7 separate regions of the Homo sapiens genome follow, and all the other regions are linked to region 3. Evidence: chromatin loops called from intact Hi-C (ENCODE). Cell type or tissue: endothelial cell of umbilical vein. All regions are shown on one strand.

What was found. Peaks named below come from ENCODE experiments on the same cell type or tissue, not always from the same donor. Only the 100,000 strongest peaks of a DNase experiment are listed, where the experiment ranks them.
Region 1: a loop joins it to region 3, with 6 times the contacts of the local background. A loop is called at or near these places in 8 of 110 quality-filtered maps.
Region 2: it touches region 3 in a loop (7-fold over the local background); 7 of 110 quality-filtered maps call a loop at or near these places.
Region 4: it touches region 3 in a loop (2.5-fold over the local background); 8 of 110 quality-filtered maps call a loop at or near these places.
Region 5: a loop joins it to region 3, with 10 times the contacts of the local background. A loop is called at or near these places in 8 of 110 quality-filtered maps.
Region 6: it touches region 3 in a loop (6-fold over the local background); 12 of 110 quality-filtered maps call a loop at or near these places.
Region 7: a loop joins it to region 3, with 5 times the contacts of the local background. A loop is called at or near these places in 89 of 110 quality-filtered maps.

What each region holds. Positions count from the first base shown.
Region 1 is chr7:124,854,677-124,858,676 of GRCh38, reverse strand. The region is part of intron 9 of POT1 (protection of telomeres 1); the gene reads left to right. Among named protein-coding and RNA genes, the nearest start is that of LINC03043, 66 kb to the right of the region's middle. In endothelial cell of umbilical vein, CTCF peaks have their summits at 2,011 and 2,215 (motif pointing right); a DNase peak (open chromatin) is centred at 2,196.
Region 2 is chr7:124,783,054-124,787,053 of GRCh38, reverse strand. All of the region lies in intron 2 of LINC03043 (long intergenic non-protein coding RNA 3043), which reads left to right. Among named protein-coding and RNA genes, the nearest start is that of LINC03043, 5.8 kb to the left of the region's middle. RefSeq lists a silencer at 3,405-3,699. In endothelial cell of umbilical vein, a CTCF peak has its summit at 1,668; DNase peaks (open chromatin) are centred at 1,713 and 3,583; H3K27ac peaks cover 1,288 bases.
Region 3 is chr7:123,796,597-123,800,596 of GRCh38, reverse strand. It overlaps a transcript of HYAL4 not described here. Among named protein-coding and RNA genes, the nearest start is that of HYAL4, 47 kb to the left of the region's middle. RefSeq lists enhancers at 1,589-2,110, 2,111-2,632. In endothelial cell of umbilical vein, no CTCF peak of the experiment used is centred here; a DNase peak (open chromatin) is centred at 2,396.
Region 4 is chr7:123,579,146-123,583,145 of GRCh38, reverse strand. It overlaps a transcript of NDUFA5 not described here and a transcript of ASB15 not described here. Among named protein-coding and RNA genes, the nearest start is that of ASB15, 21 kb to the left of the region's middle. In endothelial cell of umbilical vein, a CTCF peak has its summit at 2,125 (motif pointing left); a DNase peak (open chromatin) is centred at 2,005.
Region 5 is chr7:124,838,584-124,842,583 of GRCh38, reverse strand. It overlaps POT1 (protection of telomeres 1), which reads left to right. Exons shown (of 19, transcript NM_015450.3): 14 at 1,406-1,611. Among named protein-coding and RNA genes, the nearest start is that of LINC03043, 50 kb to the right of the region's middle. In endothelial cell of umbilical vein, no CTCF peak of the experiment used is centred here; a DNase peak (open chromatin) is centred at 1,973.
Region 6 is chr7:123,680,377-123,684,376 of GRCh38, reverse strand. It overlaps WASL (WASP like actin nucleation promoting factor), which reads left to right. Exons shown (of 11, transcript NM_003941.4): 11 at 1-2,434. Among named protein-coding and RNA genes, the nearest start is that of LMOD2, 27 kb to the right of the region's middle. In endothelial cell of umbilical vein, a CTCF peak has its summit at 1,558 (motif pointing left); a DNase peak (open chromatin) is centred at 1,536.
Region 7 is chr7:123,870,331-123,874,330 of GRCh38, reverse strand. The region is part of intron 3 of HYAL4 (hyaluronidase 4); the gene reads right to left. Among named protein-coding and RNA genes, the nearest start is that of HYAL4, 27 kb to the right of the region's middle. In endothelial cell of umbilical vein, a CTCF peak has its summit at 1,850; a DNase peak (open chromatin) is centred at 1,890.

The sequences.
Region 1 (4,000 bases), 1.1 Mb before region 3:
AATACTGCTTTAGAATGAAAAAGGCTATATAAAATATTGCTAACTTAAATGCTAAGCTTGGTAAACTGGTTTGATAGAATGTAGCTGATAACTTTTTGTTCATTAGTTTAACAAATTGTTAAATTACAATTTGTTATAATTGTAATATTTATATTACAAGTTTATATTATAAGTTTATAATATTATAAATTGGGTGTGTGTATACTGTGTAATTTATAGAATTTGCATACTGTCTTCTGAAATACATTAAGGTGCACAGTTTAGATATGGCAGTACTTAACTATTAACAAAAATTGTAGGGAATTTCTTTTCTCTATTATATCTTTTATTTGAAAGTACTTTTTGTAGTAAAGAATGGTATGATAAATAATAATGCAGTAAATAATAAGAGTAACTTTTGCTAGGCACTTTATATGCATTTGGTACTCTCCTATAAGACAGGTGATGGTAGTCATCTCGTTCTACAAATGTGAAATGAGGCACTCAGGTTAAATCAGTGGTTCAAGATTCCACAGCTAGTTGGATTGAAGCAGGGTATTTCCCTGACCCCTTCACGGGCAGGAACTGGAGTGCACAGGTGCTGGAACTAGGCAGCCGCTTCAGTGCTGGCAGGGGAGAGCTCCACTCACTCAGACCACAGGAGTGGGAGCATGCAGGTGAGCAGGTGCAGGAGCCAGGGCAAAGGCTTTTGGGCACGGGCAGAAGCAAACTCTGTACTGGCCCCACAGCAGCATCTGAGAGGGTGCTGGTGACCCCTGAAGCCCCAGAGGAAGTGTTACAGTACTGTTTTAGCTCTGTCATCCATGGACAGCTTAAGTGTTAACAGCTTAGTGCAGGGTAGCTGTGACTGACTCACACCACACTTGTGGCACCCGAGCTCTTGTGTAGCATCCAGGAGGAATGAGGTCTCAAGAATAAAATGAAGATGGTAAATTCAGGGGATTTCATTACTGATGAAAGTGGCTCAGTGGGAAGGGGAAGTGAAAAGAGGATGGAGCAGGAAGGTAGTCTTACCTTGAAGTCTGGCCCTCTCTGGCCAGATTCTTCTCCCAGGTTACACCATCAAGCTGTCCCTCTGAAGTCAAGCTGCTTCTCTCTGACATCCAGCCATAGTGTCTGATGGCCAGCTGCCTCTCTTCCCTCTGCCGGCTGAGCCTGGGGTTTTTATGGGCACAGGATGTCAGGTGGGGTGGGCCATGGATGGTTTTAGAAAAGGCAACATTTGAGCAGGAAAACAGGGATGTAAGTTCTCACTTTGGGCCGTGGTATCAGGCTTTTCAGCTTGAGAGCAGGGTCCTTGCTGGGGACCTGCCCTCTTCTGCGTAGAATTTCCCTGCCTCCTGTCCCTATCTGGATGAAGCCAGTGTTTGAATCCACAATGTCTCTTTGCAGAGCTAATCTTTTAAAGCATTAAATGGAAGTGATCTCCATCACAAATATCTTCTAGCCTACTTATAGGAAATTAAAAGAAAACAGTAAGAGTGAAGATCTGAATTTCAATGCCCAATTTCCCTTTATAAATCAGTGGCCATGGAGTAGCAAATATATCCATTCTACATTGTATCACAAATAAGTTCACCATCAATACTGTTCTGGGTTACAGAAAAAATAGTAATTAGAAAACAAAACAACAACAAACCAAGTAAGTTTACTCAACTCAAATCAATAAATTAGATTAAATCCAGGGTCCAGGAAGATAGTGACTGTACTTTTTTGTCCTCTGTGTGTATATATGTATGCACATACATCTGTGACATATCAGAAAACACTGACTGTTGAAGATATATTTTTGACATTATTTCCCTGAAAGATATTATCTACATTGATTAGTTTATTTCAAAATTAAATATATGATAAGTTCAGTTCTGGAGGTTTTTTCATAGAGTTCTTTCATAAATAAAATGAATTTACATTTTAGATTCACCTCAGTTCCACACTCTGCATACCTTCCTTCGCCATTTTATTCCCTTCTCTTTCCCTATACTGCTTCCAAACAGGTCTTCCAATGTAGGTCTTTCTGTTTCCGCTTTTCCTGCTTTTCTTGTCTTAGTCCTGAACAGCACCTATCGCAGTGCTTTCCCTGTAGTGAGGATGAAGTAAGTAATAGCTGCTGCTGAATGAATGAATCAGTGAATGCTGTGGATTTTTTTTCCAGATTCTTTTCTCCTTTTTTATGTTCTGCTTTATTTTGCCCACTAGAGGGTGATATGAGCACACATAATTAAGAAAATGTATGGCACTGTGTTTTCTGTGAAGATATCAATAGCATTATATTATTTGTCTGCAATGCAATATGAAAATGATTTTTCTCTGTGTAAGTAATATAACTTTAGATTTTTATTTAATACACATTGACATCACATTTATTTGTTTTCTGACAACCTCTGTAACATTTCTTCTTAATTTAGGAACTCTTCACTCACGTGACATTGATATAAATGAATTCTTCTTGGTACTTTCAAGACAACTGTTTAAAATTACGTTTTTGTGTCAAAATACCTGGAACCAGTACGAAAGACTTTTGTTGTATAGAAACAGGAAAAAATGTGTTTTTATTTTAGTAAAGAGGACAGTATAATGCAATTATAGAATATAATATAATCAACATCTACAAGCAATGTATTTTAGAGCCCGAATTGCCCTTAACTATTTTCTGAATCTCACTTTTTGTTATATCATTCCCTTAAACATTTTACACAGACCCAGTCACATAAACTGAGATTTCAAATCTTTTGTCTGGAAACTAAAGCTTTACTTTCTAAATCCCTACTCTTATCCAGACACAATTGTTAATTATAAAATATACGTGGTCATAATTATGTTTTGGCCTTCAATAGTTCAACAGCTGTGATTTGGTTGGCTATTTTGAGACATATTCAGGGAATTAAAAATAATAAACCTAAAGGGAAATTCTTGACCGTTTATGACAAATCGTTTGATTATTTCTAAAGGGATAGTCATTTCTTACTAGCCATATTTACTTTGCTTTTTTTTTTAGTGTTTCTAGTTTTTTTTTAGTATTTAAATAGACTTCTATAGTTGTTTTTTAAACTGTATTTTTATAATTTTTTGGTTGATGTTTCATTTGTATTTTTGGAATCTTAATACTGACAAGATTAACCAATACTTGTTTTTTTATAATAGAGCATCTGGCACATTTCATAGTATTTTTAGTCAAGCTTTTGAAAAAATACAATGCTGCCTCCATAAGGAATTTTTGATAATAACAACTTATCTTTATGTGAATAACTTATATCTTGGCCTCGAAATTTTGTTATGTTAAAAAATACTGTAGTAGACAAGATAGTATAATAAACACCCGTGTGTTCACCTTATTTTTTAAATGTTTTGCCACATTTATTTCAGACACTTTTAAATTTTAGGAAATAAAACTCTACACATCGAACCTTCTTTGAGCTCCTGCCTGCTCTGGTTTTTTTTTTTTTTTTTTTTTTTTTGCTCTCCTCTCTGTGTCTCCATATGTAGGTTTGTACGTATACCTATGTTTATTATCCTTTTTCTTTATGTATTTTTTGATAGGGTAAAGCCCCCCTCTCATATTCTTTAAAATTGATTTGACTGTTCTCTTTCGTATAAGTTTTTGGATTAGCTTTTCAGATTCCATGAAAGCTTCTGGGAATTTTGATTGAATTGCATAAAATTTAAAGTTTAATTTGGAGGAAATTATCATTTTTGTAATATCAAAGCCTTTTGTATGTGAATATCTTTCTCCATGTGTTTAGGCCTTCTTTCAAATCTTTTGTAGATCATACATACATGTGCTATACTAATATATTTATATATACATATACACACACATATTTTAAAAGAATCACAAAATAATCCAGTCAAAAAGAATGAGATAAAACTAGAAAATTTTATGTTTTTTCCAATGTCTCACTTTGAAGACTATGAGGAAAATTATTTTTTTCTTTTTTCTTTTTGTTCTTTTCTTCTTTAACTTTCTTTATACTACTCCCTGGTTATGATATAGATGTAA
Region 2 (4,000 bases), 990 kb before region 3:
GATCGCGCCACTGCACTCCAGCCTGGGCGACTGAGCGAGACTCCGTCTAAAAAAAGAAAAAGAAAAAGAAATGTCAAAGCATTGTCAGAGAAATCATAGTTGTTAATAAATCATTTAGTCTGAAATGTACAGGGTAGCGGTTAATACCATGGGGTCTGGAGCCAGACCTTGGCTGAAAATACAGCTCCACCACTTCCTGGCAGTGTGAGTTTGGTCACGTTATTTAACTCTTTTGGCCTCAATTTGCTTAAATTTCCTTGAAGTCTTGAAGTTTAAAGGGGATAAGGAATGTAATGCAATCAGCACAGTGCCTAGTAGATAATAGTAGCTAACATTTGTGGAACACTCAATAAATGTTAATTCATATTAATTTGGGGATTTTCCAATTCAGTGTGAGAATTAAAGCACAGGTGAGGGACAACTACTGAGAATTGCTTTAATTACTTTTTTGTTTCTGTTTTCATCTTCCTTTTTCATAACAACTCCTTTCTTTTATTTAAAACCTTGTAAAGTTCCTAACAAATGTGAAAAGAACTTTCATGTTTGAGATTCAGAAACTGTAGTACTTCAAATATTTATAAACAGAGAAAAATAATTCTGTCAGTATGGCCACTTAGATTGTATTAGTCTGTTCTCACGCTGCTGTGAAGAAATACCTGAGACTGGGTAATTTATTAGGAAAAGAAATTGACTGACAGTTTTGCATGGCTAGGGAGGCCTCTGGAAACCTACAATCATGGCAGAAGGCATCTCTTCAGAGGGTGGCAGGAGAGAGAATGAGTGCCAGGAGGGGAAATGTCAGACGCTTATAAAACCATCAGATCTCATGAGAGCTCCCTCACTATCACGAGAACATCATGGGGGAAACCGCTCCCACGATTCAATTACCTCCCATGGGTCCCTCCCACAGCACCGAGGGATTATGGGATTACAATTCAAGATGAGATTCCGGTGGGGACACAAAGCCAAACCATATCATAGATATACTAATTTGAATTCTGAAGACATGCCTAAAAACTATTTACTAGAATGAGTAACATAACATGTTGCAGATGAAGGTGACAGGAAAGGTTTTGAGTAAAAAAGTGTTTTTTTACTTCTAGCATTTTGAGTTTTTATTTGACCTGTTATCAACAAGTGAAAAGTATTAATCTGGCAAGCATTAATTAAAACTCTTTAACTTCAATATTTCTATAGGTAAGTCAGATCTTTCTGTGGTTTGTGTAATTTTCATTGCAAGGCTAAAGATTTAAATTTGGCATTCATACTTCTGTCAAAATTCATTTTAAGTCATACATAAACAAGTCATTTGCATGTTGATTAACTACCACAATTTCCTCTGTAACAATCTCACTTTGGAAGTGCATATAAATCACAGCTGAACAGATTTCTATTAGTTCCAAAAGCACATACGAAGTAATTGTTGTTTTTCTGAAGAAAATCTGTAGTGCAAATTATACATTTTGTTTATACAAGCAATCTAGAATGGATGTTTTAATTATGCATTTGTTTATATATAAAACTTGGACTTACAAATCAAGGACTATAAATATAGAAAAGATCTATCCAAACCAGAGTGCAAACTTCACGTGATCAAATTAAAGTTTGGCTTCTGGAAGCAGTTAGCCTACTCAGGCAATCGTATCCAGTAGCATTACCTTCTGCGCGGCAGGAGAGGGAGCTCTTTCCCACAGTATTCTGGACTAATCTTGCAGAAAAAAATCTGGTGCCAGAAGGCAGCCCAGTCAGAGAAAACACCCTACAAGTTCAAGCAGCATCTTGGGAATGCTATGTTTGGAGACCATGAGAAACATAGGTCCTTTCTTGAGTTTATGAAGGTTTTCAGAGATTCCAAATAGTTTTGGAGGAAGACTAAAGTTACAGCATCCACTCAGAACTTCAAAAAAAAAGGAAGGCTTTCCATTTAGTAAGCTCATCCAAATGCGCTCTCAGCCTACTATCTGAAGTCTGCTTAGGGACAAACTACACTAACCTGGAGAGCGCCTTTTGGACCAGGTTCCTCTGGGCAAGTCATTAAGGCTGCTGAGTTAGGAAAGCCTTTACTCCTGGGTAAGTTTCTAGGCGGTGGAAGATGCCACAGCTGTGAATATGTGGTGGACTTTTACTTTGGATTCTGGATCCCTTCCTTCACATATCTCTCGAGAGTTCTAAAATACAAAAAAAAAAAAAAAAAAAAAAAAAAAAAAAAAAGAATGATTTGGGCTATTTATTTTCGGAATTCAACAATTAGAATTGTGCGTTTTTTAAATTCAGATTTAATTTGCACTACAATTGTTATGAGCCTCCCTTTTTTACTAAAAGCATTATGGATAGCATGGAAATATTTATTTTAGTAAACAATTATAGTTAGTGAAGTTGCATACTCCTCCGTCTTAAGACTGAGTATTTACGTAGTGACTATATTAATAACAGGTGTGTATATTTTTTAAAGAACAATTTTCTGAGTTAGTTCTATGTTTATGCAGAGAAACTTTGAGGTGCTCATCTATCACAATCACTGTCATTAATGACAAAAGTAGAAGCATTATGCTATTGCTTTCAGAAAGTCAATGGACATTTCTTAGTTTCAGCAATGAGCTAAAAATAAAATCAGGGTTGATATTGAGTTGTGATAAAATGAACAGTTCACATTAATTTTTCTCAGGAATGAATAAAAACATAATCAGTGAACATAGGTTATCATGTTGAAATAATAACTTTTTTTATTGTTATTTGATTTTTTTTTGAGATGGAGTCTCGCTTTGTCACCTAGGCTGGAGTGCAGTGGCATGATCTCAGCTCACTGCAACCTCCACCTCCCTGGTTCAAACGACGCTCGTGCCTCAGCCTCCTGAGTAACTGGGGCTACAGGCGCGTGCCACCATGCCCGGCTAATTTTTTATATGTTTAGTAGAGACAGAGTTTTACCGTGTTAGCCAGGATGGTCTCGATCTCTTGACCTCGTGATCTGCCCGTCTCGACCTCCCAAAGTGATGGGATTACAGGCTGGAGCCATCGTGCCCAGCCAATGATGGTATGTTTTAATAGATTTCTAACATTCACAAAATAATTGAAGAGGGCACGTATGTTTTGAGGGAAAAGTAAGAAAAATGAAAGCATATATTAGATAGATAGATAGATAGATAGAGATACATACACACATGACCAGATAAGGCAGTATGGTGAAATAGAAAGTAAAGGATAAGAAATGGGGAAGAAAAATAGTTTATGAGTGATAGGCCAGTAAAAATTCTCTTCCATTTTTCTCATGGCAAAGTTCCTTCCTGGTTTCTTGAATTAAAAGGAAGAAAATTGTTATGTGAGAAATATTTCTGTCACATGGAAATACATTTTGTTTTATTTCCATATTGAATGAGGAACATGAATTCCTTCAGTCAGAATGTCAAAGATAATTTTTTTAGAACCTAATATATACATTTTATTAAGCAATTTTTTCCAGAACGTTTTCAAGGTTAGCATGCTGCCATTTTGCCTAGTCTGCTCAGCTCCAGACAACTGGGTGATTTATTTCCTGAGTCCAGGGATGTGTCTTTTGCGGCTTCCTCCTCCTCCGCCTTTTTGACCACTTCTTCCCTCTACCGTCATCTCCATCTCTCCCTAAGTCAACACTCTTCTTCCTGCCTCAATGCCTCTTGAATCACTTACATCCTCTATCATTGTTCTCCATGTGTGTCTTGGCTTTTTCTCTCTGCCATTCATATTCTATATTTTTCTCTCTCACTTTCCCTTTTTCCTTTTTTCTTCCTGGATTGCGAGCAATATAAAGTAGACCTATGAGTTTTAAAAGATTTGGTACGTAAATTAATAAAATTTTGTGATTTTGTTCTAATTTCAAAGTAGGGTGATTTTAATTTTAAAACAACAGTCAAACTGAGGCAGGATAAGTAAGGTTAGGGAGCTGTATTAGTTCATTTTCACACAGCTATAAAGAACTACCTGAGACTGGGTAATTGATGAAGAAAAGAGGTTTATTGACTCA
Region 3 (4,000 bases):
AGATGCAAGAAAATGAAGTGATTGCATTCTAATTAGACCATAGAAGATGATATGCTTATTTGATATTTTAGCTATCAAAAGAAAAACTTCTTTTTTTTTAATTTTTTTTTTTTTTTTTTTAATTTTCAGGCCGGGCACGGTGGCTCACGCCTGTAATCCCAGCATTTTGGGAGGCCGAGGTGGGCGGATCACGAAGTCAGGAGATCGAGACCATCCTGGCTAACACGGTGAAACCCCGTCTCTACTAAAAATACAAAAAATTAGCCGGGCATGGTGGCGGGTGCCCGTAGTCCCAGCTACTCAGGAGGCTGAGGCAGGAGAATGGCGTGAACCCGGGAGGTGGAGCTTGCAGTGAGCCGAGATCGCGCCACTGCACTCCGGCCTGGGTGACAGAGCAAGACTGTCTCAAAAAAATAAATAAAGTAAAAAAAATTGACACAGAGTCTTTCTTTGTTGCCCAAGCTGGAGTACAGTGGCGCGATCTCGGCTCACTGCAACCTCCACTTACCCAGTTAAAGCGATCCTTCCACCTCAGCCCCACCTCCAATAGCTGAAACTACAGGCGCACCACCATGCCTAGCTGATGCTTTGTATTTTTAGTAGAGGCGGGGTTTCACCATGTTGCCCAGGTGGGTCTCGAACTCCTGCGCTCAAGCAATCAGCTCACCTCAGCCTCCAAAAGGGCTGGGATTACAGGCGTGAGCTACCAAGTCCAGGCAAGACTTCTATTTTTAGTTAATAGTGATTTCATGTACCAAATAATGTATTCAAACAAAAATTCATATTAGAATTGAAGTAAATAAGAGACCTTGTTTAAAGTGCAGTCATTCCTTGGTAGAAAAACATATCTGATAAAAAGAACAAAAAGAACAAGAAACATGGAACCAAAATGAGTAAATGAAAAATTATTAACAAAAATGTTAGCAAAATGTTGCTAACATTTAAATTTATATATATTTTTTGTATTTTTAGTAGAGACAGGGTTTTACCATGTTGCCCAGGCTGGTCTTGAACTCCTGACCTCAGGAGATTCACACCCCTTGGCCTCCCAAAGTGCTGGGATTACAGGCATGTGCCACTGTGCCCAGCCTCAGTGTAATTTCAAAATAAATTTTATTTTGAAATTATAAATTTATAATTTATAATTTAATTTTATTTTATAATTTTATAAATTTATAAATTACCTTTATAAAATACCTTCCATAGTATTATATTTTCAAAAAGATTAGAAAAATGAGCCTGCTGATAAAAGAGTAGGGAACTGAAAATATTGGCTTAAAAGGAGCTATGAAATTAATTTTTTTCTGATTGTATTTTAACCAGAAAATTAAAGGGAAATCTACAATAAAGAAATAATGTCTTTACATAAGGAGAAGAAAGAGAGGAAAATACATTAAATGTGAATCCGTCAGAGAGAAATGACATTACTTTATCAATACTAAAAGAGTTTGTAATGAGTCTACTGATATATACAGTGAACTCTGATAAATGTGGATGCCCTGAATTATTTAATAGCCTCTTACAAGTTTCCCTGCTTGTATGATTGCCCCCTTCAGTCTAGTTGCAAGCGTAGTGTTCTCTTAAAATCTTAAGTCAGATCATGGCACTCCTCTGCTCAAAGCTCTTCAATGGCTCCCCATTTCCTTCAAGGCTCTATCTAATCTGATCACAGTTACTTCTCTTACTTCCTTTCCTATTTCCCTCCCCTAGACCATACTCTAGAGTAACAGAATTTTATGTTCCACACAGTCACTCAGCTGCCACCATCTTGTAGCTGCTTCATCCTAAATATGCCACTTCCTTGGGTATTCTATTAAAGGGAAAGAGAAACGAGAAATCTGCATGGACTTTTCACTACCTCAGTCTGGAAAGGACACACTTATATCCACAAACATTCTATTAGTCAGAACTTGTCCTATCCACTCATTTAATTGCAAGAATGCCACGAAGGGAGTAAATGGCATGTTTGATCTGTTTCTGTCAGCCCCGTGAACGTGATTGACACACCCAACCACCTGTCCCACTCCTAGTTTCAGCTTCGTCTTTCCTAAGGTTGCTTTTAAGCTCATGATAATATGATTATCCATTTTTAGAGATGGCTTTACATTTTGTGGTTTGAAAAGGATAGTGCAAGATCTTTATAAGTCTTTATTTAGGGCTAAATTATGGTTCTAAGATCATTGTAGGTAATCTCTCTCTCTCTCTCTTTAAATGAAGCAGTGTTTATGGGATGAAGGAACACACCTACTCTTTCCCTTATTAAGAATAAAGCACTGAGCAAGTAGAAGGGTGGAGGCTCTGATAATTGCATAGTTTCTATAACCACAACTGACCTGTAATCACTTGACCTTACTTCTGGCTTAAATACACAAGAGTGACTTTAAACATCTGAGTGTGTTGCAACTAGCTCTGTAACTACCGCTGACAGGTGTCCAATTACAAAATTCCTATTGCATTACAGAGTCTTGAATAACAGAAAGTTGCCAATTTGAATATCAACACAGGGTACTTAAAACAATATAAAAATTTCCTTCAGAAGCCAGGCCACATCTTTAGGAAATGTAAGGAAGTAGCACCCTCTGGTGGGTAAAATAAAAGGAAAATTTGTGGACTTGCTTATTGAGGAATCTATAATTGTGGGCACTTTTTAAAATTATTATTATTGCCATAGGTGTAATTAAGTTTTCAAATATAAGCTTTTTGAGAATTTGGAATTGAGTCCTGGGGAACAAAATGCTTTTCTTAGAAAACATTGATAAAGAGAAAGTGCATGACTTTGCAAATTGCCATTTTTGATTGATAGCTACTTGTATGAATTCCAGGCGAGTTAAAGCAGAGTCTAGTAATGATGAGAAGGTTACTTATAACCTGAGACTATTATCTTCAAAGAGCCATGTGCCTTAGTAATTTAAAAAAGTTTACATATGCTAGGCCCAGGCCTTAGTGTGGGCCTCCAATCTCCAATTTACTTAGTACTTATCAGCAGAGGCCAACAGGGGCCCTTTTTCATATCTACTTGATTTATTTGTTAGCCAATTTCAGAAATAATAGTTTTTATTTTTGTTTTGTTTTTGCAAAGGCAAGAAAAATAAGTTTTTGGCTTTTCAGCTTTCAAGTATCTGGGTCCCATTTACTTAGCTGACATTTTTCTCAGAATTTTAACGTTGCTTCCTTGAGCAATTAAGTTTGGAGTTTTATTTGACTAAAAGGTTACTTAGTTCAACAGAGCAGCAATGTGATGGACCTGTTCTGGAATTTTACCCTGACACTTTATTATAGCTTTTTCTGTGATGTTCAGTAGCAATGAGAGAATAGAAGACCTTTTCTATAAAAAGAGAAGGGTACATGAATAGTCATAGCAAATAGATGCTAAAACTTCATAGAACCTGTTACTCATCCATTTACGATTGAGTCTCATTAAGCCAGGCTTCTTTTTAACCTTTTACCTTAAGGATACTTTTTACCTGACTTTGCCCCCATATGAATACCAAAACCACATGTATTTTATAGTATGTGAATATATACAGCAAGAAGTCCTAGTCAGTAGGCTTCTGTGATCAAGAAAGATGGGCATAGCCCAGAAATTGAGAGCACAGACTCTTGATCCAGATCCTGACTTTTTTTTTGAGATCTTGTTTCCCCCTTAGCTATCACCTCCCTACTTACAAGAAACCACCAATCTATTTTCTATCTTCATAGATTTGCCTATCTTGGACATTGTATATGAATGGAATCATACAATATGTGGTCTTTTCTGACTGGCTTCTTTCACTTGATATAATATTTTCAAGGTTTATCCATGCTGTAGTATGTAATATGTATTGGCACTTCATTCTTTTTCATGGCTGAATAATATTCCATTGTATATATATACTACATTCTGTTGATCCATTCATCTGTTGGTGGACATTTGGGTTATTTCTACCTTTTGGCTATTATGAATACTGCTGCTATAAACATTAGTGTACAAGTTTTTATGTGGACACGTTTTCACTTATCT
Region 4 (4,000 bases), 220 kb after region 3:
AGCTTGTATTACGGGAGTGAGCCACTGCACCTAGGTCTACAATGTTATCATTTTATGTTCTCTCATCTGAACAGTCTATAATTTTAAAGATCCAAATTCCACTACAATATTTGTTTGTGATGCTTGCCATCTCTTTGCCTGCTATAAAAATTAAATTTTAAAATAGAGGCTAGTAGATTAATTTTTAAAACAAGATTTACACTAGTTTCTTTCATGGTACCAAGTTATCATTTCTGAGCGTTCTAAATGAGGTATATTCCTCTTTGAATAATACTGCATTCATTTATTTGCCAAGTATGTATTTATTAGCTACTATGTGCCTGGTGCAATGAAAATGTTAAAGAAGGCAGTTCTTACTCTCAGTCAGTGGAGGGGATGAATAGATGATCAAAAGAAGGTGATGCTTAGCTTCCAGGAGGGGACCAAGAGTATGCCTTAGACGATATAAAGTCTTGAGCTGAGACTTGAAGGATAAGAAGGAGTTTTCGAGATAATGTATAAGGGGAGAGGCATTCCAGGCAGAGAAAATACACATAGATCTGAGGGAAAATGGCATATCTGGGGGGAATGCTGATCATTTACTCTTGCTGGTCACAGAACGCATTGAGGAACCTACAGACAATGAGCAGGAGCTTTAGGTAAGAGTTAGAATATGTAGGATATATGTATATACTGAACTATATACTGGAGTAAAGAATTTGGGGCTTTATTTTATTTCTTCCTCCAGGACGGTGGCAATGAGAAAAGGCTTTCTCTTTGGGGTGCACTAGGGTAGTGGTGTTATTTGTCAGAATCTCTAAAGGCCATCTGTGGAGTCTTAACATTCTGAAGCACTCACTCCCTTTGGATATTGTAATGCAACCCCCCCTCCCCATCTCCCATTGTCACACATCCTTCCTTCCACAGGGACGTTACCTTCACATACTGTGGGTTGAACCTGTCCCTCAAAGTGGTCTGGGCCTGAGAACCACTGCAGGAGACAAGAAGAAGCCACAGGAGCATTTTAGGTAGGAAAAGATCATGATCAGCTTGAGCAATTTCTCCTCCCTTTCCTTGTTTTGCAGATATTTTACCATTACAATATAGATGGAGATTTTCATCTATTAATAAAAGATGTTCTCTATTCACAAATGGAAATGGAGCAACAGTACACAATTTCTGCCCCAGAATTCATGGCTGGTGCAGGTAAAAAGCTCTTTACAGTTTGCTAGTCAATCCATTTGCTTTACCTAAAAAGTTCATTTATATAGTTTTAAATGGTTTGCAGAAGTCTTTTGAACAGTACTCTTGAAGTTTCATGTCTTTTCCTCAAAACTTGACAGTCTTGGGAGTGACAAAAAGGGAGAAAATATACAAACATATGTGATATATTCATAGCTGGACTTAAACAATGATAAAAGAAAATTTTCATGTTACAGCCTACTTCCAGTAGAATTTTACAATCCTACTATCTAGTAGGAATCATTTCCTCTGAGTGGTGTTCTCACTCTGAGCAAATCATTTCTTAAGTAGCAAATTCTCCTCACAATTTGATGTATATCAGTTTAACCGAAAGACTTTTCAGAAACCTAATATGTAGCAAAGCTCACAAGGTCTTTAGAACATGACACATCAAAAAAGATGAAGGTAGAAATAACAAAAATGTGCCCTTAGGACTTAAGTTGGATGGGATCCCCTTTCTCTGGCATGGAGTCTAGGTATCTGGAGAGTACCTTTTTTTTTTTTTTTTTTAAGTGCTCACTTGAATGATCATGTTTTGTTTTCACTCCCACACTCTCACAATGCCCAAGAAGGGCAAATAGTAAAATGATGCTGTTATTTGATAAATTAATTACTGATGATAGACTCGTTTTGAATTCAAAGTGTTAGGAATTTAATGGAGTTTCTCCTTAGTGGCTTACAGATCTCCCATACCCTTCTACTATCTAGTAAGTATCATGTCCTCTGAACGGTGTTCATGCCCTGAGCAACATTCATGCTCTCAGAGAAACACCTCCTCCTCCGCAAAGAGCTGAAGGAGGTTGGTGGGACACAGATACCACCTGAATTATCCGTAAATACAAGCCATTTTTAAGTGGAAGACAGTTCTACTGCAACAAGCTGAAGAAAGCCAGCACCATCTAGTGGAAGGAGAGTCACACAGGAATGGACGCCTGTTGGTTTGGTTTCCTGTTCTGTATTTTGAACTCTTTGCTGAGACTTAGGTGTGCATTGTTAATATTGGTCTCTTTTCATAATAGACTTAACCGAACGGTCTCTGACCAAGCTTCAACACTGCGTTTTTTTAGTGGTTTGCGGTATAATAATTATAATGATGGCTATGTTTATTTAGATTTTGTTATACCTAAGCATTTCTCTAAGCCCTTATCTCAGGGCTTCCAGGTACGGTTGTGCAGGTTGTATACTGCACAAGGTTGCTTGGGTGAGGTTATGGGGAGACTGGAATCCATCTTAATCTCCACTCACCCACATGGGTGCCCTAGAGAAGGGTTGCATTCACTTGGAGAGATGATCAAAATTTTCCAAACTGCACAAAGGTGCCATATGATGCAGTTCTGGGTTTTCATATGCATTATCTCATTTAACCTCATGGCATTCTTGCAAAGTAGGTGTCATATTATTGTGACCATTTTTCAAGGAAGAAGTAAGGCTTAGGGGGTTAAGTAAAATTGCCTAAGGCCACATAACTACCCTGAGCAGTTTTTGGTCAAGTGGCTCACAGCAGAGGCAAGCTCAAAGCCTCTCCTGTGCCTAGCAAGTTTGATTGTGATGACTGCTTCACTCACTGACTCAAGCAACTCAAACCAAAAACTTAACAAGCAAAGCCAAAAATGTAAAAAGCAGTGCAACAGAGAACGGCCTGCCATGCACCTGAGGACTTCATCTGCCACCTTAGCATAACTCCTGTTTGCTCTCTGAACAGGCAAAACGCATCCTTTCGCTGGGTTCTTGTTCATCTTGTCCTTTCAAATGCCCTTTCTTGCCACTCCCCCATTTCCTTCAGTAGAAATCCTTCTGCTAATTTAAGACCCAATTTAGACCATCCTTCTCCATCTCCATGAATTTTTCTAATCCCGCCAATCTCTTTTCCTCCTTTATTTCCCTATCATATTTATTTTGTTTGCCTTACATAGTAATTATTTATGTACCTTTGTTACATCAGGATTTATTGTAACTTTTTTAAGGACAGGAGGTGTAACAGGCTTTGGACAATGTGGCCATTCAATAAATGAGAATTAAATTGAAAACCTAGAGACCTAAACAATGGCAAGAGAAACCTGCAGTTTTATTATATGCTTTATGTTCTCACTTAAACTAAATGTCTAAATAGGAATTTCATAATATTGAATAATGACAAGCTGGGAGTCTTAAGCCAAATCCACAATGCATTCTATAGCATAATAGATTTGTTTCTAATAAAGACCTAGTGAAAATTGAGTTAGTGTGATTTGCCAAATTAACTCAACTCCCAGGAGCAGAAGGAGTTATAGATTTGCAAATCCCAAGGTACCAGGCATGTTGCAAACTTGTTCTAAATTAAGTTTTAACTTTCATTTTGACTGCAATTATCTATTAAGCCCTCAGGCTACAGTGGGGCAGATAATAGAGAGAAAAGAAATCAGAACAACTCTTCATGGTATTTTTGAGACTATTTATAGAGAGTTTACTTTGCATGGAAGTGAACTGGTAATACAAAAGAATTCATAGAACAAACATATAACTATTGTAACCTCTACAGTGAGTACATAGCAAAACAAATTTAACAATAGTTATTCACTGAAAATGTAAATCTAAGATCCTTATTTTTAACTATAACTAAGAAAGTATTTTTATCTAAAATTTTCCCAATTACACTTATAAAGAAAATGTAGTATATCTACACCATGAAATACTACACAGCCATAAAAAGAATGAAATCATGTCCTTTTCAGCAACATGGATACAGCTGGAGGCCATTACCCTAAGTGAATTAATACAGAAACATAAAATCAAGTACTGC
Region 5 (4,000 bases), 1.0 Mb before region 3:
ACTCTGATAAAGGCAAATGAGAAATAATAAATGATGAATATATTTGGGCAGACTCATTTGTCACAGAAGTATCTTCTGAAATATAAACCTTTATTAACTGAAATTTTTGAAAGGAGTTGTAATTACTTGAAATATCTAATTAAGTGATAAAGAGAGCCTTGTTGGTAAACTTCTGTCCTGCTTAATAACTAGAATATAATAAATATAATTTAAATTTTCTTTAGTAATTGAGAATTTCTCAGTGCCTTTACTCTGAACATCAGTGATTATATAAATATGTAATAAATGTATATAACTGTTTTGTAATCCTTTTACTACATAATCGGCTCAAGACATATTCTGAAAATCATTTTTAAAAGCTCCTCATCTTTTTGCAATTTGCCTACTTTTCCTCTGAATATCTAAAATGATGTTTTGGAAAATGTAGATAATTGATGGTTATATGCATTTGGATGCCCTAAATTGAGTCTTCACTAAAATGTGCTACAATGTGTAAATATCTATGTACATCGCCATGTATTTGTGTGCTTATAAATTGTGAGTATCTGTGTTCATTAATATACATATATTTTCCAATCCAAAATTTGGGTTTGTTTGAAGAAATTTTTTATTTTAAAATCTCTTTAAATAAAATGTGAGGGAACTGTTTTTACCCATTTGAGCTTGAAATGGTGGTTGGGATTAAAATGTATATATAAGGATTTTAGATAATTCTTCAAATATTATCAAACTTTGGTTTATTGAATTTTGTAAAATCATACAGCTTTGTAAAATAAAACCACTCTCCGCGATCATTTTTTAAACAAATAAGGATATTATCTCAGAAATTAACGGAAACTGTCTAAAGTTACACAGTTAACTGGCAACAGAACCAGAAGAAAGCCATACACCTTTTGATTCCAAATGATGCCATTTCTGCTACATGGTACCTAACCATATGACTTCTTAAAATTATTAATTATTAAACAGAATTGGAAATATTATTAGTTTAGAAGTGCCCTTCTCCCTAAGTGTGGTAAGTGGATATTTAACTGGAGTGAAGACGGGGCCACTGCATTTTTTTCTCCTACTGGGAAATTTAGCATTCTTTACAGAGGAGAAAAAAATTGATGCTAGAAATAATTATGAGTAACTTTGTATCACAAAACCAGGCATAGAAATCACTGGTAGTTAATGTAAATATGATTTGGATATACTTACCCACAAAATATCAAATAATTATCTATTGAAAAAAAGTTATTTGTTCTGCAAAGTGAATTATCTCCATAATTTACATAATTTAAGAAAAAGTAACTGACTCATCTACATGTAAGAATGATACTTTTTAATTTGATAACTTGTTAAATGGAAATCTTCACGCTTACACCAAAATCGATTTCTATCATTTCATTGCCAATAATTTTAGGCAAGAAGTTCCACATGAGGGCGATTTGGATATAATTTTTCAGGATGGTGCAACTAAAACCCCAGATGTCAAGCTACAAAATACATCATTATATGATTCAAAAATCTGGACCACTAAAAATCAAAAAGGACGAAAAGTAGCAGTTCATTTTGTGAAAAATAATGGTATTCTCCCGCTTTCAAATGAATGTCTACTTTTGATAGAAGGTAAGATATTTAAGTCACTGTTTTGTTAGAATACTCCTTTTGCATATTTTTCCTAATTAATTATTGTTTAATACATTTTACAGACAACCTAGTACATATAAAGTAAAAATAGTATTTAAATTTAACAAAATTGAATATATATGTTAACTAGGTTCAAATATATATAAGCACACGTTCATAAATTTATCTTAATTACATTTGAAATTGTACTTCAGACTCAAGTGTTAACATTTAACTATATTGTTGGATTGCATTTTATTTTGTCAATGCTAAGCTGATTGTCTAGTTAAGTAATAATAAAAGAGGCTGATTGCTTATGTACCATTGCTGTTTTCTTGGCCTCTGGATGTCACTGTTGTTTCATAGAAATAGGGTGAAAGTCATCTATTGTATCAAAATCAAAGAAGAGACCATTGAAACAAGTAAAGATAACTTGACAAGTTTTAAATGAAATTTATCATGTTTGGTTTTTCATTTTCTTTTCATTTTCATCTAATTTTTATCTCATTTATCTAAAATATGTACTGTGAATTTTTTTTCATGGCAAATTTAGAGTTTTTCTTAAGGCTTCTCTTCCCTTGTAACCTTTTCATTGTTTTTCTTAAGGCTTTCCTTCCCTTGAAACCTTTTCATTGTTTTTCTTAAGGCTTTCCTTCCCTTGAAACCTTTTCATTGTTTTTCTGAAGGCTTTTCTTCCCTTGAAACCTTTTGTAATAGAAGAAAAATACCTTCTTTAATTTGCCTTAGAGTAATATTTAACTTTATTTTTAATAAATGAGGGAATTCTATGTAAATTATAGACTTTGGGTGATTATGTGTCAGTATAGGTTCATTTTTAACAAATGTACCACGCTGGTAGAGGATGTTGATACTGGAGGAGGCTAGCATGTATGGTAGAAGGGGATACGGAAAATCTCTGTACCTTCCTCTTAATTTTGCTGTGAACCTAAAACTGCTCCTTAAAAAAAAAAAAAATGAAGTCTTAAAAAGAAAACATAGAATGTACAACACTGAGAGTAAACCCTAATATAGACTGGACTTTGAGTGATAATGGTTTGTTAGTAATGTAAAGTGTGGACTTTGAGTGATAATGGTTTGTTACTAATGTAAACTGTGGACTTTGAGTGATAATGGTTTTTTAAAATAGGTTTCTTGATTGACTAAATTTACCACTCTGGTGCAAGATGTTGATAATGGGGAAGAGGCTAGGGGACATAGGGAAACTTTGTACCTTTTGCTTAATTTTGCAGTGAACCTAAAACTGCTTTTTAAAAAAGGCTTATTTAAAAAAATAATGAGAATGTATGTAAAAGCACTTTGAAATGTAAAAGGAATATAAGAAATGTGAGCTATTTTTATTTTATGTTTCTAAGTATTATAACCTGGACCAAGGGCTAGGATCTTACTGCAGTATGGCACTGCTCTGGTTAGGAAGTAACAAAATCAAAAACTGACCTGGACTTAGAGATGAACCAAAGAAAACGATATAAATACAAAGTCATTCTTAGACTTTAAGGACCTGCAGCAGTATTCACTGATATTCATGCCAAGTTAATGCAGTTGACACTATTTTATTGTGACCATAGTTTACATTAGGGTTCACTCATTCTGCTTTACAGTTCTTTATGTTTTGACAAATGCAGAATACCATGTACCCACCATTAGAGTCTCATATAAAACAGTATCACTTAATTTCTGTAAAAGCTCTAAGATCTGTGTCCAGATTTTTTTTTGCATGCAGATGTCCAGTTTTCCAGTACCATTTCTTAAAAAGACTGTTCCTTCTCCATTGAATTGCCTTTGCTTCTTTGTCAAACCAGTTTGTGTGAATTTGCTTCTGTGTTCTCTATTCTGTTTTAATCTGTCTGTTATTTTCCTAATATCACACCATCCTTATTTCTAAAGCTATATAGTAATTCTTGAAATTGTGTAGTGTTTGTCCTGCAACTTTCTTCTTTTTCTTGAGTATTGTGTTGGCTATTGTAAATCTTTTGCATTTCCATGTAAACTTTATAATCAGTTTGTCAATATCCAAAAATAACTTGCTGGGATTTTTATTAAGATTGCCAGCTGGGCGCAGTGGCTCACTCTGGTAATCTTAGCACTTTGGGAGGCCGAGGCAGGCAGATCACCTGAGGTCGGGAGTTCGAGACCAGCCTGACCAACATGAAGAAACCCTGTCTCTACTAAAAATACAAAATTAGCCAGGCATCATGGTGCATACCTGTAATCCCAACTACTCGGGAGGCTGAGGCAGTAGAATGGCTTGAACCCGGGAGGCGGAGGTTGCGGTGAGCCGAGATCGCGCCATTGCACTCCAGCCTGGGTAACAAGAGCGAAACTTCATCTCAAAAAAAAAAAAGATTGCCATAATCTATAAGTCACGGTG
Region 6 (4,000 bases), 120 kb after region 3:
GTGCAATACCTCATTTAATCTGTAAAGGTTTGTCGTAATCCTCTACAAAGCTACTCCCTGTTATTGTGTGCAAGTTTACACCAGGATGCTCACTTGATTTGTGAATATTTTTCATTCCATCAACAAGGGAGTTTAAATACTATATGTGAGACTGACAAAAACCTTAATGTAATTTACTTATAATGCCAGAAGGAAAACACTATTTTCATACCCTACTTTTTCTGTACCTAAATTTTCTTAAAAAAAAATCTAGTATAGCACTACATTCTTTTTTAAGTGATGCAGACCTTAGTTTCTTTAGCCCCTTTATTTTGAATACAATGCTACATATGAATGTTGAAGCTGATACATTGCACAGTTCTGTAGACATCACTACACCGATGTAGTTTCTCAAATTTTAGCAATATGCTCTACATAAAATCACTACAGAGATACTAGTGGGGAAGACGATTAACACACCTCTTACAGTAATACTGCCTGTTATTGGTATAGCAGTGGTATTTGCAGACTGGGATCATAAGGAGCCCTTAAATACTTGTTATTGACTGGGGTTATTTTTATGCTGTAGCAAATGTGACAGGCTCTTTTTAGCAAAATTTTTGAAAATTTTTTTGGTATTACTCTGAAACAAAATTTAAGTTGGAGTTTCAGGGATTTAGGGAGTAGTTTTCATTCTACATGAACTGAGGTAATATTATGGTAACTCCAATATTTGGTTAAAAAAACTATACAAATCAGAATAGTACTAAAATACTGTAGAATTTTAGCATTTTTATTTTGCACTTTGTGTGGATTGAGGTGTTCAGAAATACCAACCATAAAAATGTAATCTAGTTGGCAAAGGTGTGCGCTAAAACACGGAACCGAACATGCATTGATTTGGATAACTTTTGAGGGTTTTTGTCAAATAGCATGTGAAGAGTTACATTTTTCTTAAAAGATTGGTGGTCCCAATGTCAGAGTTCTTGGAACAGATAACTGAATGATAGATTTTTTTTTTTTAAAGATAAAACTTTACAACCTGCACATTTGTTATGCATACTAAATGGTGTGTTAAAATTAGGGTTTCTTTGCCTCTCTACACTACACTAATCTGCCTAAAGGTGGTTGTTTCATATTTATAATGCTAATTATCATACCTACCTACTTTAAATTTTAGGTAGAAAATTATCTGATTTAAATACAAACATATTTTTCTCACATTGAGTAATATGCATAATGTAGTTCCAAATGTATTTCATTACTATAGTCACAATATCCAACTAAAAATTACGCTATCTAGAATTGTACCAACCAAAATCTCGTATTGGCAGATCTTGACAGGCTGGACCTGCAAGATGTGGCTTGAATTTTAACCATTTATTACATAATCTCTAGTGATCATGCATCTAGTTATCATAAGAAATAATTTAAAAGGTTTTGTTGCTGAAAGCAGTAAGTGGTGCAGTAAAATACTTAAGTTATTCAAAGAATGTTATCTTTCTTGCAAGAGTAATTTAAGCACATGGGAAAGATTCTAGACTTTTTGTTTCTTGCAACAACAGTGCCCTCTGCTGCTAGAAACCTTTTTCTACTTACTATCATTTTTATTGTGGCTTGAGCTCAGTCAATCTGGTGCAGATGAGGCTGGACAACTACTAACCAATAAAATCAGGAGTTTGTACAAAAGTTAAATGGAACATTATAATTATTTTAAGTAATGTTAATTGAAAAAATTTTTTCTTTTTGACAATATAAAAAACATTTTAAATTTCCTAGAAATGTCTTCAGGGTAATGCCAATTTAAGATCTCTCTTAACTTGTGGCCAAGAAATTCTAGATTTTCCAGCTGACTTTGGTATAATATATATTTATCAGGAACTTCTCTCAGCAGAGAGTACCCATTCTTCGAGTTCAAAGCACAATTTTAAACATGTAAAATGGATATATAATTTGCCAAAGGTAATTAATTTATTCTTTTTTTCTTAAAGAAGAAAAAGACATTGGTTGTTGTTACAAAAAGTCTAAATTACTGTTGGTTGAAACACAGCAGCTGTGGAGTTCAGTCCAGGCATGAAGACTAAATCTGCTTTACCAAGTAAGGTGTAAGGTTGCATGTTTCAGTCCTCTACCATCCTGCACTGTGAGCAGCACTATACCTGTGCGTTGTCTGAAAGCCTTCCGTATATTCTCCAGCTAAATGGTCGTCTGGTAGCCTTTGCATTTAACAAACTAGCATGAGGCTTTTTATATCTAAATGCTACGTGATAGACAATTTCAGCTAGCCACATATTGTATGTATGAGATTCATAAAGACTTTCAATCATTTCATTTTCAGACAACTGAAATTTTGTTTAGTATGTGAATTCTTTTTTTGAAATGTATAGTGAATAGGATGTTGCACTGGTGGCAATTCATCATGGAGCATAATAAAATTAATTTGACCCAAATAGAATAAAATAATGTGTTTCATGTGTTTATTGTTAAGAGAGTAAAATAGGTTTAAAATTTTTAAACTGTATAGTGAAGGGTACAGAGCGATCAATGATAATGGTTGATGTTTTCAGCAGACTGCATGCCCTGAGAGTTAGAGTGTGCCATTAAATAAACATGGTGAGCAGAAGAATGTTGCACCCTGTTCTGTTGGGAAACATGACAGCTGCTCAGCAGCTCCCCTAGAAGCCACTGCTGTCGTTCACAGAGCATTGACATTGCAAGGTCAAACTGTTTGGAACTCTTCCACATACCAGAAATGTTGAAGTTTTCTAAATCAGAATGATATTGGAGTTTATTGGTAGTTTCAATAAATGCCAAATATAGCAGTTTGTATGGGACATAAGTAGCTTTTAATAAATGATATCAAAGAGGGTGCTCATTTTAAACGGTAAACTCTGTTTTTGATAGATAGAATTTTCTGTTTCACTGACCCTGGCACAAGTGGGTGTCTGAAGATTAAACTGAGTTGCGGAATTCAGAGTGTAGGATGCTACAAAATTCCTTTTAAGAGCTTTGGCCAAATTTAACAACCATTTCAAGAGTAATACGTTCTATTAAAAAGTTGTTTCTGTTGTACAAATGTGAACACTTAAGAATATATTAGACTTTTAAAATAATTTTTTAAAGATGCCTAAGAATTGTTTCTGTCAGGTCATTTTTATCTAATCAACAGAGGGGATTCCCGAGATAACTCTTGTTTTAGAAACGGAGTTCCTAAAGGACAAATATAGAGATAAGGCTTATTTATAGTACAATAGAAAAGCCTGTATGGAAAAGTTGGGAAATTTACCTTCCACATTTATTGACATTGTCACATCTCACCTCCAAAACACAGCATTCTTTATAATCTCTTGGTCATTTATTCATGGATTAAAAAAAAAACTTTGCTTTCTAAGGAAGCCTCTAGGAAAGGTATAGTACACTGTTATGAATATGTTAGAGAACATGCTTTGCAGCTACTGCCTTTACTTCTGTATGTGATACTTGGCATCCTCCATTGCCGTGAGGAGCCTATTGAAAAATTTGTCTCCGGATGCATCTGCCATAGGTTTTTCCAAAAAAAGAAAAGCATCACAGATTGTGCTAACTAACTGTTGATACAGTGTTAACTATTACACAAGTCCAGTGTAACTCTAAATTGGCCATGCACACCATCAAGATTGACAAGTCAAGATAAGATAGCACACAATTATTTTGAGTAAAACTTTGAGTAAATTTTTTTGAGTAAAAATTATTGGAGTAAAAATTATTTTGAGATTGTAATTTATAGGTGGTTTCAGTCTAATCAGATACTTGTGTATTGGGGCGTTTCTAGTAAACTTGAAGTAGTCCCTGAATTATTTAACAACCACAAAAAATCTACCTTAGGATTTTTAAAAAAAAATGTTTCTATTTAACAGCAAGTTCAATTTCAGCAGTATCAGATTGCATTATGGAACTTGAACAAAACACTATTTTCTGTCTTGAATTGCTTAGCATTTCATGACCTAAATTTTGTCTTGTCTTAGCTGTTGCTAGATGTGTG
Region 7 (4,000 bases), 74 kb before region 3:
ATACTATTTTCTATTTTCTTAGAGTGACACAAATGCTGAATAAACCAATGCTCAAAAATCACACTCTGTAATCATATGCAAAAACATAAATATTTTTAAAGAAAAACATATTTTGCCATGCAGGATATTATATTGAAGGCAATGAGGCTGTAAATAGTTATCAGAAATTATTTAATTGAAATAAATCGGGGGCACATACCCACATACCAGGTCATATGTATGTGCCCTGGAAACAGAATCCAAAAGTTTTCCTTCTCCAAATGCGATCCTGTTAACCAGGTTCCTTTTCCATTTTGCAACATGCCCCAGTGACACTTCATCCCCATAGTCATTTCAATTCCAAGGCCAGGCAAAGAAGCAACGTTAAGGGCTTGCAGGCTCTGATTTGGTCCAGCTTTTATATTTGTCCCTGAAATTATGTGTGTTTAATTTCTAAGTACCTGACCTAATGGGTTTTATTTATGACTCATCCAGTCATGGTAAAGTCGCTGGAATTTTCTGCAATATGGTTAAGACAGACAAAGGTAAGGTTTTAGCAGAGAGAATTTTGATTTTATAATCTTAAAGGGTTATTGTTTTAATGTTTAAAGATTAACAGGGATCTAGGCCGTTTTCTGGAGCAAATTAAGATTTGAATGTATGTAGTTGGTTTCCTAGTTTATTAAATTACAACACATTCCCTCACCCCACTCTTTAGGATACTAAGCATTCACCTTTTACTCCAAGGGTGAATTTCTACCAATTAAACGCTAGAAAATGTTATTAGGTGATTTGGTGGAAAATAAAAGCAGAACTGTAAATGCTATTTTGCCATTGGGCACTTAATATTAATACTTGAGAGATAAGTCTCTTTATCTGACACTTTTATTGTCTAACACTCAAAAAAAGGTTTTACAATATCAGTTTTTAAAGTTTTTTTTTTTTTTTTCTGGGCAATTGTCTTGTGACTTTCAACAAGGAAAGAGATTTTGGTTTAAACTAATTTCCCTTTCAGGTTAACATCCATTTTCATTCCCTATGATTATAATATCTGTTGAACAGGTCATAGCTGACATGAAAGGAAGGAGAGGAGGTTTTGAGAGGCTCAAATGAGATAGTATAAATGAAAGGATTTTGAAAATTGTCAATGGCACGATGAACAGGGACAGAGGAGGAGCCATCCCTGCAGTACCAAGACTGCAGACTCTGCTGAGTCTGCGTCCACTCCCTCTTTGGGCAAAGACATAAGGGAGCAGAACTCCTCACTCCGCTCACTTTGAAACTTCCCTGAAAATGGTGTCATATAGTCACATGGTATGATCAGGGCAGAAATCCCTAACAGCTCTCCTTTTGATGAAGGCATTGTCATCAAAGGAGAATAAGGACATAACATTTACATTTTATATTTATAGATTATTGGTCTATAGTAAGTATGTAAGCGTCAGATGTTTCTGGTGAAAGCCACACCTTCTGAGGTTGCTGTCAGTTTCTTCCAAATTAGTTTTCAAATCAGTTTCTCACCAAATTAGTTCACTGTCACCTCACAGACAGTAGGGTGCTGAATGAATCACAAAGCAGCTATGTTTTGGGGATCAGAAAATCAAGGGCACTACCCAGCTAGGAAAGTCACAGATAAAGTGCCTCTGGGAGCAGATTGGGACCACCTGAAAGCTTGAGCCACAGTGGTGTTGTCACATTACAGAAAAAAGAAGGAACAAAGTAGATGTACTGAAAATGAGCCTCCCAGGTCCCAGTGTGGCACAGGGTGCTTTGCACCTACACATGATCCTTGGACCTGAATCAAGGTTTCAGAAGTAGAGGGTAGGGCTACTCAGGGGATTCACTCAACACTTCGGTGTCAGTCCCTGACGCTTATCAAAGTGCATGTAAGCAACGTGCCCACTGTGGGGAGCTGGAGCATTACTAATGAGCTGCCTTTGTGCCTTACCGGAGACAGCATGAATTAATAACAAGGATAAATATCTTTAAATCTATAGGCAAGGAAACTCCTGTTGTTAATTTTTAAAAGCACATCTCACAGATGGAACAGGAGGCCATTACCTTAAGTGAAATAACTCAGAAACAGAAAGTAAAATATCACGTTTTTACTGATAAGTAGGAGCTAAACGATGGGTAAATATGGCCATACAGAGTGCAATAATAGACATTGGAGACTCCAAAAGGTGCAAGGGTGGGAGGAGAGTGAGGGATAAGAAATGACCTGTTGGGTAAAATATACATTTTTCGGGTGATGGGTACACTAGAAGCCCAGAATTCACCACTACTCAATATGTCCATGTAACAAAACTGCACTTGCACCCTGTAAATGTATAAAAATGAAAAACTAATAATAAATAATAAATGTTTTAAAAGCACAGCATCAGGTTATGTCTAGGTTGCATTTATATGTAAATAATGCAGGCAATCTTCTGTCTGAAATGAGGTTTGACTGCCTCTATATCCCCACGCTATAGCTATTGCCTGAGATACCACTCTTAAATATCCCATGTTTAAGTTTAAGGCTTTGATGGCTGTTAAAAAAGTAATAGCCATATCACATAGGTTTCTGTAGAGCTTCAAGTTTTCATATGCATGTTCTCATTTGATTTACATCATACTTTTGCTAGGTCAGTGGGGCAGGTAATATTGTCCCATTTTGTACATGAAGACACTAAGACACTAAGTCCAGGGAGGTTAAGAGATTTGCTACTTACTAGTGAATCTTTTTTGTAATCTTAACTGTATGTGTGTGTGCATTCTAAAATTCAGACATTGTTGGGAAAATCAGAAATGGAAGCCATTAATGGTCATTAAGAGTTTGGTACAAATGAATATCAGGCTTTTAAAAAATTATGGGCGGGGCCGGGCGCAGTGGCTCACACCTAAAATCCCAGCGCTTTGGGAGGCCAAGGCGGGTGGATCTCTTGAGGTCAGGAGTTCGAAACCAGCCTGGCCAACACGGCAAAACCCCGTCTCTACTAAAAACACAAAAATTAGCTGGGCATGGCGGCGCATGCAGTGTAACCTCAGCTACTTGGAGGCTGAGGCAGGAGAATCACTTGAACCCGGGAGGCAGAGGTCACAGTGAGCCGAAATCGCGCCACTGCACTCCAGCCTGGGAGACAGAGGGAAACTCCATCTAAAAAAAAAAAAAAAAATCATGGGCAGATTTTTAAAGTCAATAGGGTACAATGGTGGGTACACTTATAGTTTAAAACACTTGGAAATAGCTTGCCACTCGGAAAAAAAGAGTGCAGAATGAGATGAAACCCAAACTGTTGCTCCTTTTTTCCTGAGGAAAGAAAGCATTTCCGTGGCTGTAGCTATAGAAAAAGAAGCTTATACCAGGTTCACAGAATGTGCAGAATGTCCCAGTAGTCTAAATTCATCTTTTGAAATGAACGTTTTGTCCCTCAGAGTTTATTGTTTCTTCCAAAAGTCAATTTATTATCACTAAAGAAAGGAACTTGGTTGAGTCAAATATAGAAAAGACGTCTTACAAAAGAAACTGGTATTTAAATTTTGATTCCATTCCAGAGTCAAGATTATTTTATAAAGATTTACGTAACTTTCTTTCTTTTTTTTTTTTTTTGAGATGGAGTTTCGCTCTGTCGCCCAGGCTGGAGTGCAGTGGCACAATCTCGGCTCACTGCAACCTCTGCCTCCCGAGTTCAAGCAATTCTCTTCTCAGACTCCTGAGTAGCTGGGATTACAGGTACCCACCACCACACCTAGCTAATTTTTGTATTTTTAGTAGAGATGAGGTTTCACTATCTTGGTCAGGCTGGTCTTAAACTCCTGACCTTGTGATCCACCTGCCTCAACCTCCCAAAGAGCTGGGATTACAGGTGTGAGCCACTGCACCCGGCCTAGATAACTTTTTAAAACCTTTCAGACGGTACTGACTTCCTATTATTCTTCATTCAATTATTTTTCACTGATTTTTCTGGGTGGTATGAATAGAAGTTCACAACAGAGACTTTTTTTCCTTCCTCCTTCACCTCATGAGTGATGTTGGAGG